Regions from separate parts of the Homo sapiens genome. Here all the other regions are linked to region 3. The links are chromatin loops, found by intact Hi-C in ENCODE. Cell type or tissue: A673. All regions are shown on one strand.

Region 1 (2,500 bases), 330 kb before region 3:
CCCGGGTTTGCATCACGTGGTGGCGACCTCCAACCAATCAGCGGAAGCAGGGGTCCAACCGGAAGACCCCACCTGGGGCTCCTGGGAAACGGCGGGAGCTTCTCGCTGGCAGGTTTTTCTGTACCTGCGCTTATCTTTTCACTTACCTTCGCCAGTTCGCGGAACGTGACTGAAAGCAACGCGTTATGGGCAAGGTGGTGGGGACTTATTCGTTACCTCCTCCAGTCTCGCTCTCTCCCATTCATTATCTTTAGCTCTCGGGTCCTGGAAGCGCGGAGCCTCTCTGGCCTTGAGCCCCGAGGGCATGGCCCTGTGATGTCACAAGGTGGCGTGACAGCCGGGACGAACCCCGACCCCCAGCGCGGCATCCTTCCCGCGGCCAGCGACCACCGCCTCCCGGGAAGGTGGCTGACCACAGCCGCAAGCCGCTGCGCGCCCGGCAAGCCGAATGGAAGGACGGCGCGGGCAAACGAACGCCCAGTGAGGTCCAGAGAAGAGAGGGACCTTCCGAGGGTCTTCTAGTCGATCTCGGACAGGCTTTTGAGTGCCTTTTAAGCATTCCAAAATTTTCAGGAGACAACAGTAATTTACAAAATAGAGTAGAATTAAAAGGGGGGAAAGGGGAGACTTTTCAGAGTGGGCAGAGAGGCTGAGAAATGAACTTAGTAAAAGGCAAACCAAAGCAACCGCAGGTCTCGTGTCGTTCTCTGGATCTGCGCAGTCCAGCAGGGTGAGCCGCTACCCACAGACTCGCAGGGCCCATGATCGCTTGAAATGTGGCTTGTCCAAATTGACATGTGCTGTAAGGTACGCATTGTATTTTGAAGGCTTAGTATGAAAAAAATAAACTCTTTCGTTATTAATCTTCATATTGATTAAATGTTGAAATAATATTTTTGATACATTGGGTTAAATAAAAAATATTGTTAAAATTATTGTTTCTATTTTGAAAATGCGGCTGTTAGATAAATTTTAAATTGCATGTATGACTTGAATTATGTTTCTTTTGGACTGTGCTCTCTTTTATGTGGTTCAGTCGGTTTGTGTAGAATAGTTGTGATGTTAATGCAAAATATTGTCTGTAGTGCTTCTTTCTGTCACCAGATGGCCACCTCATTAAATAGACTATAGTTTTGAACTGCTTTCCCAAGAAAAAGTTCAGATTTTAGGAATATTCTCATTTAACAATTGTCAACAATTTCAGCATATTTGCCTTTATTCAATTAACTTTATCTGTAATATAGACCGTTTGTAAAGATACATAAACAAAAATTAACTGGTTTTCCCTCTACATTCTTATTTCACAGAAAATTGTTTCTATCTGTCATTAATAGATAATTCGAAATAAGCTAATTAAAGTTATTTGTGGCTTAGGGGTTTCAAACTAATGCCAGAAAAGTCAGATTCATAGTTTTTACTTTTACTATTATCTTCTCTGAAATGTAGTTGAACAAGGTGACCTGTCTTTGGGGAAGTTTTCTTCATAGAGTATAAAGATGAATTAGAACATAATAGTTGAGATTTCTACACTTCTAGACATAGAAATTTGAACAGAAACCAGTTCAGCGAATTATCTACACTAAGTTTCTTAATTTGAGGGGTCCAGCTCTGGGATGAAAGTATAAACATTATCAAAGTATATTTTTAGGAATCTATTGGGATTTTCCTGACCAGTGAAAGACTAGGAGAGAGCTAACAGTTTTCTTTACATGATATAAACAAATAATTTTAAGATTGTTATTATTCTAGGTAAAGCTCAAGGATCTGGCCAGTCAGCAACTGAGTCTGAGTTCTTGCATAGCTGTAGACTTAAGAACTATTGGTGACTTGCCAAAATAAAGCCTTTGTCCACAGGGTAAGTCTTAAGAGAATCACCTTCTGTTCACATATTCGAAATGTTGTTTGAAGCAAAAGATGCTTACAGTTAAAAGCCATAGAAGCAATGCAAAAAGAGTGATCATTTTTGTTAATCTCCTTTTCTCACTTTAAAGTAGCTTTATTATAAGGTTTTATGTCTGAACAAAAAACGCTGGAAATTGAAACTACTGAAGAGTCAAGCAAATTAAGTAATCATCTAATTGAAATAAGACTTCACTTTATTCACCTCTGATCATACTAGACAAAGGCCAAGCCATATTAATTTAAATCTATTTATTTATGGGTAAAGGCATCTTGAATCTGAAAACAACTGGAAAGAGATATTACCACTAATTATAGCAAATTTGCTATATCATATCCTGAATTAAAGAATCACTTATTTTAACAAAATAGAGGTGACTTTGCAGACCCAAATAAGAAAATCTTGAATTACATAGTTATTTGTTAATTAGAACCTTTTAAATAGATTGTTAAATTTATTTTTCAAAGCAGCCCTATCCTTATTGGTAGAGAACTGTGGAGACATCTAATTTCAATTCTCCCTTTTAATAGTGCCTTTACTTCCAGAGAACCAAGTCTGGAGGTTTTAAATGCTAATTCGATTTTTATATTTGTGTAGACA
Region 2 (2,500 bases), 100 kb before region 3:
AGGTTAAGGCTGTGTGTGGTGGATCATGCCTGTAATCCCAGCACTTTGGGAGGCCAAGGCAGGAGTATAACTTGAGGTCAAGAGTTCAAGACCATCCTGTTCAACATAACAAGATCCCATCTCTACCAAAAAAAAAAAAAGGAAATTACATTCAAGATTAATATTGATATGTGAGGTTTTGATCCTGTTGTGAAGTTGTTAGCTGGTTGCTTTGTAGTTTCTATTGTGTAGCTGCTTTATAGGGTCTGTGGGCTGTGTACTTAAGTTTATTTTTGTGGTAACAGGTATCATTCATTCTTTTGCTTTTATGTTTAGAACTCTCTCAAAGATCGCTTGTAAGGTTGGTCTAATAGTAGTGAATTCCCTTAGTGCTTGTTTGTCTGGAAAAAATCTATCTCTCCTTCACTTATGAAGCTTAGTTTGGTGGGATATGAAGTTCTTGGTTGGAATTTCTTTTCTCTAAGAATGCTAAAAATAGGCTCCCCATCTTTCCTGGTTTGTAAGGTTTCTGCTGAGAAGTCCGCTGTTAGCTGATGGGGTTCTCTTTATACATGTTCTGACCCTTTTTTCCAGCTGGCTTTAAGATTTTTTCTTTAGTGTTGACCTTTGACAGTCTGGTGACTATATGCCTTCATGATGTTTATCTTGTATAGTATCTCACAGGTGTTGTCTGGATTTCTCGTATCCAGATATCTACCTCTCTAGCAAGATTGAGGAAATTTTTCTGAATTATTCCCTTAAATATGTTTTCTAGATTGTTGACTTTCCGTCTCTGCAGAAATGCCACTAATTCATAGGTTTAGTAACTTTACCTAATCCCATATTTCTAAAAGACTTTGTTCACTTTTTAAAATTACCTTTTTTATTTTTGTCTGACTGTGTTAGTTAAAAAGACTGGTCTTCACGCACTGAAATTCTTTCTTCTGCTTGGTCTGGTCTATTGATGAAGCTTTCAATTTTATATTGAAATTTCTTAAATGAGTTTTTCAATTATAGAAGTTCTGGTTTTTTTTAAGATATTTATCTCTTCCTACATTTCCTGGATTGCTTAAGAAGTTTCATTGTGTTGATTTTCAACCTTGTCGTGGATCTTGTTGAGCTTCCTTGCAACCATGCTTTTAATTCTTTACGTGTCATTTCTGAGTTTCCATTTTGGTTGGGGACCATAGCTGGAGAGCTAGTGTAATCTTTTGGTGGTGTAACTGCATTCAGATTTGTCATAGTGCTGGAATTCTTGCATTTGTTCCTTCCCATCTGGAAATGCTGGCGTTTCTAATTTTTGTCATTATTTTTGTGTGGTTGGGGTTTTTTCTTTTTCTGTCTTTCCCTATAATATTATTGTTGTTTTCTTTCTTTCCCTTTCCCTTTCACCCCCTCCCTGGAGGATGTGATTACAGAGAAGGCTGGGTAGTATATTTTGGCTTTGCTTCTATAGCCCTATGCACTTCTGCTGACAGGTCTTATCTTGGGCTGTGCAGTTCAACCTCAAGCCAGTAGATGGTGCCTATGGGTAGGAGCTGTCTGTGGCCAATGTGGCTGGGTATAGCCTTGCTTACCGGGAGAAGTTCTCTGTTGCCTCAAGCAATGGGCTGGTTTATGGTGTGCACATTGGTCTGAGCTCCCTGCTCAGCCCTGGAAGGGGTGGGACAGGTGGCAAATGGGTGGGGTTGGACTAGGCAGGCTTTACAGGCCCTCTGATGGCATGCACGAGCACCAGCGCCAAAGGAGAACCCAGTGGGCAGCCACCACGTACCCAGAGGTGTGCCTAGTTTTGGAGCTGGGAAACCTCCTAGGCCTCAAGGTCTCTGCATGGTGGTGGGGAGTGGCTGAAACTCCTAATCCAGGAGAGTGAGTGTTCCAGATGGCTGGAGATCTGCCTGGGAATGGACCGTAGAGGACCCTACTGCACCAGAATCTCTGCACAAAGAAGGTGGGGTGGCTCTAGCTGCTAATCCAGGAGAACAGGTGCTTTGAATGCCTGGAGATCTGCCTGAGCATCGAGTAGAGAGGGCCCCTGTGCACCAGGATCTCTGCCTAGAATAGTGGGGCAGCTCAGGCTTCTGTTCTACATGAGCAGGTGCTCAAGATTCTTGGATATCTGCTTGGGCATAGAGAGCACAGAGGGTGCCCCTTTAGCAATATCTCTTCACAGGAATGGTGGGGTGGTTCAGGCTGCCAATCCTAGGCAAACAGGCTCTCTGTATGCCTGGAGGTCTGCCTGGGCATGAAACAGAGAAGGCCCCCCTTCACCAAGATCTCTGCACATGAGTGATAGGATGACTCAGGCTGCTGACCAGGCAAGCAGGTGCTCCAAATGCTTGGAGATTTGCCTGGGCATGAAGTGAAGAGGACCCCCCTGTACCAGGATCTCTGTATAGGAATGGTACAATGGGTCAGGATGCTAATCCAGGTAAGTGAGTGCTCTGAATGCCTGGAGATCTGCTTGGATGTGAAGTGGAAGGAACCTCTTTGAACTTGTGTCTGCACCTTTGCACAGGAA
Region 3 (2,500 bases):
AGATATTAAGTAAGAAGGCTATTACACAGAAAACCATAAATCCACTCAGCCTGTGATAACTATCACCTATGAAAAGTTTGAACAAAGTGCTTTGAAAACTCAGAGATTATTGGGATAATAAGAGGTAGAGAAACCATCTGCAATGCAGACTTTGAGTTTGAACAGGCTGAAATTTTACATGCTTGCAGCATAGCCAAGTGAGAATATTTACTCTTCGAGGTTAACACTTAGGGGAGAAGATGGGCAGGAGATGCAACTCGAGAGTTATTTGTGAAGATTTACCTCTATGCGAGAGGAGAGTTTAGAGAGTATAAAAAGACCAGGATGGAGCCCAAGGAGAATGCCCCCTTTTAGCAAACAGAAGAAAGAAAACAAGGGAGCCAGTGAAGGATGTGAAGAAGGAATAACCAGAATGAGAAAAGTAGAATGGCACAGTGTCTTGGGAACCAATTAGGAGTGAGTTTCTAAAGAAGCGTTGAGGGAGCTGGGCGAGGGTGTCAGATTCTGCAGGAAAGAAGACGGAGTTGAATGAGGCTTGAGCAAAGGCAATTAGAAGATGAGGAGGAGGCATTTTAGAATGCAGAGTAAAAGGATGCATTACAGCCAAGATGTAGACCACACTTTTAAGAAGTCTGGCAATGAAGGGAAGCAGGGGGATTCCATGGCAGGGGGGTTTATGAGAGGCCTAGGTTTAGTAAGAGAACACTGGGCTGGAGGTCTGAGGAACACTTGGAAGACCTAGGTGAGCAGGAGCTCATTGAGGAAGGTCCCTGAGGAGATGGGAGAGAATGGGAGTGATAGCTGCAATTATTTATGTGTATTTTTACTTTCCCTAAAGAGCTCCGGAAATTCTTACCTGCATCCACATATGGAGGTCATTCAGTGACATTTTTAAATTAATAAAAAAGAAAAAAGAAAAAAGACAGATTTTTAAATCATATGTAGAGTTTAGCTACTCCAACAATCTTACTGAATCATCTTGAGATGAATCATCAAATACACTTTTTAAAAATAAGAACAAAAATAAGGAAAATAAGAATATTGCTACTTAAAGATCACAGTGTTGGAATTGTCTGTGAAAATGCTAAATGAGCATTTAAAAAAATAATCATTGCTACAAAGATGGCCCCTGAAACGTAATTTAAGATAACAATGATAAAATGAAATAAGGTACCTTTGCTAAATATGGCATTGGTTGTTTCAGGCCTAATTTAGTTTCTAATTACTCTGCAAATTCTCACTTGAAAAAAATCATAATGCCTGTGAAGTGATATCCTATCCTACCATAAAATGTTACCTTAGGCAGAAATAAACTGATTTATTACCAAGCAGCTACCAGCAGGGAGCAGCCTGATCTGTTCATCAGCACCATATTCACAGCAATATTATCTGCAGCATAAAATCCAACTCCTCAGTTTGGAATTCAGGCTCCTCACAATGAAGTCACTACCCAAGTTTCTGGCTGGGCTTCTGCTTTTCCTCTCCAAGCACCTAACGCTCACTGGCCACACCTCCATGGCTCTGCTAACATCCTGTAGAATGCGGAGTGCCCTCCTCAACCCAGCACCAACTCCCTGCCCTGGTTGTAGGGCCACAGAACAGCTCTGGCAGAGCAGGCAGTGCTCCAACCTGGAGTCGGAAGTCCTTCCATGCCACTGTTCAATTCTACGATTGGGGTGTTAACCTCAAGGTTATTGAATCGCTCATCTAAGTGTAATTTTCAAAAAATAGGATAATGATAATAATCACCCCAGAGAGTTGTGATAAAGTCATGGAAGCAAGTACATTTTGTAAAACTGTAAAATGCCTTGCAGTTGTGAGCAGTAGTTACGGTACCGCACTTCTCATAGGGAATTGCACCTGGTTCTCAAGTGTGCTTCAAAATCCTCCCTTTTCCCACCTTCAAGGCCGTCTTCTTAGGAACAGGGGACAAATCTCATCCACGTGTTTAGTCAAATGACTGATTAGACTATTTGGTATGTAAGAAAGCCCCACACATGCCGACCGGATTAACAGAAAGTGAACCTCTAGGGAAAACAGCACTGCCCAAGCTCGTAGTCCCTGGAATGGGGAGGGCTCTAGAAAGAGGATCATGTGAAGGGAAGCAGCTGGCAGCTCCGGATTTCTACTTCCTCCTTTTTTTTTTTTTTTTTTTTTTTGAGACAGCGTTTCGCTCTTGTTGCCTAGGTTGGAGTGCCATGGCGCGATCTCCCAGGTTCAAGCCATTCTCCTGCCTCAGCCTCCCGAGTAGCTGGGGTTACAGGCGCACGCCACCGCGCCCGGCTAATTTTTGAATTTTTAGTAGAGACGGGGTTTCGCCATGTTGGCCAGGCAGGCCTCATCCTCTTTCTCTTGCCTCTCTCTTCCTCAGCGGGGCCTCCCCTGGCGCCACCTATAGGTCTCTTTTGTATAATACATGCTCGGGACACAGCACACAGTAGGCACACAACAAACACGCCATCCAGTGACAATGGCATGGAAATAAAACCAATTTCCCACC

Evidence for each region. A loop is a pair of places that touch in the nucleus more often than their neighbours do. Peaks named below come from ENCODE experiments on the same cell type or tissue, not always from the same donor. Only the 100,000 strongest peaks of a DNase experiment are listed, where the experiment ranks them.
Region 1: it touches region 3 in a loop (3-fold over the local background); 2 of 110 quality-filtered maps call a loop at or near these places.
Region 2: it touches region 3 in a loop (2.4-fold over the local background); 3 of 110 quality-filtered maps call a loop at or near these places.

The regions. Positions count from the first base shown.
Region 1 is chr14:59,917,530-59,920,029 of GRCh38, reverse strand. It overlaps a transcript of LRRC9 not described here. Among named protein-coding and RNA genes, the nearest start is that of LRRC9, 1.4 kb to the left of the region's middle. RefSeq lists an enhancer at 1-726. In A673, CTCF peaks have their summits at 871 and 1,075; a DNase peak (open chromatin) is centred at 1,099; H3K4me3 peaks cover 1,097 bases.
Region 2 is chr14:59,687,625-59,690,124 of GRCh38, reverse strand. The region is part of intron 3 of RTN1 (reticulon 1); the gene reads left to right. Among named protein-coding and RNA genes, the nearest start is that of MIR5586, 42 kb to the right of the region's middle. In A673, a CTCF peak has its summit at 1,488 (motif pointing right); a DNase peak (open chromatin) is centred at 1,524.
Region 3 is chr14:59,582,875-59,585,374 of GRCh38, reverse strand. No RefSeq gene overlaps it. Among named protein-coding and RNA genes, the nearest start is that of CCDC175, 7.3 kb to the right of the region's middle. In A673, CTCF peaks have their summits at 1,316 (motif pointing right), 2,196 and 2,398 (motif pointing left); DNase peaks (open chromatin) are centred at 1,414 and 2,044; H3K27ac peaks cover 556 bases.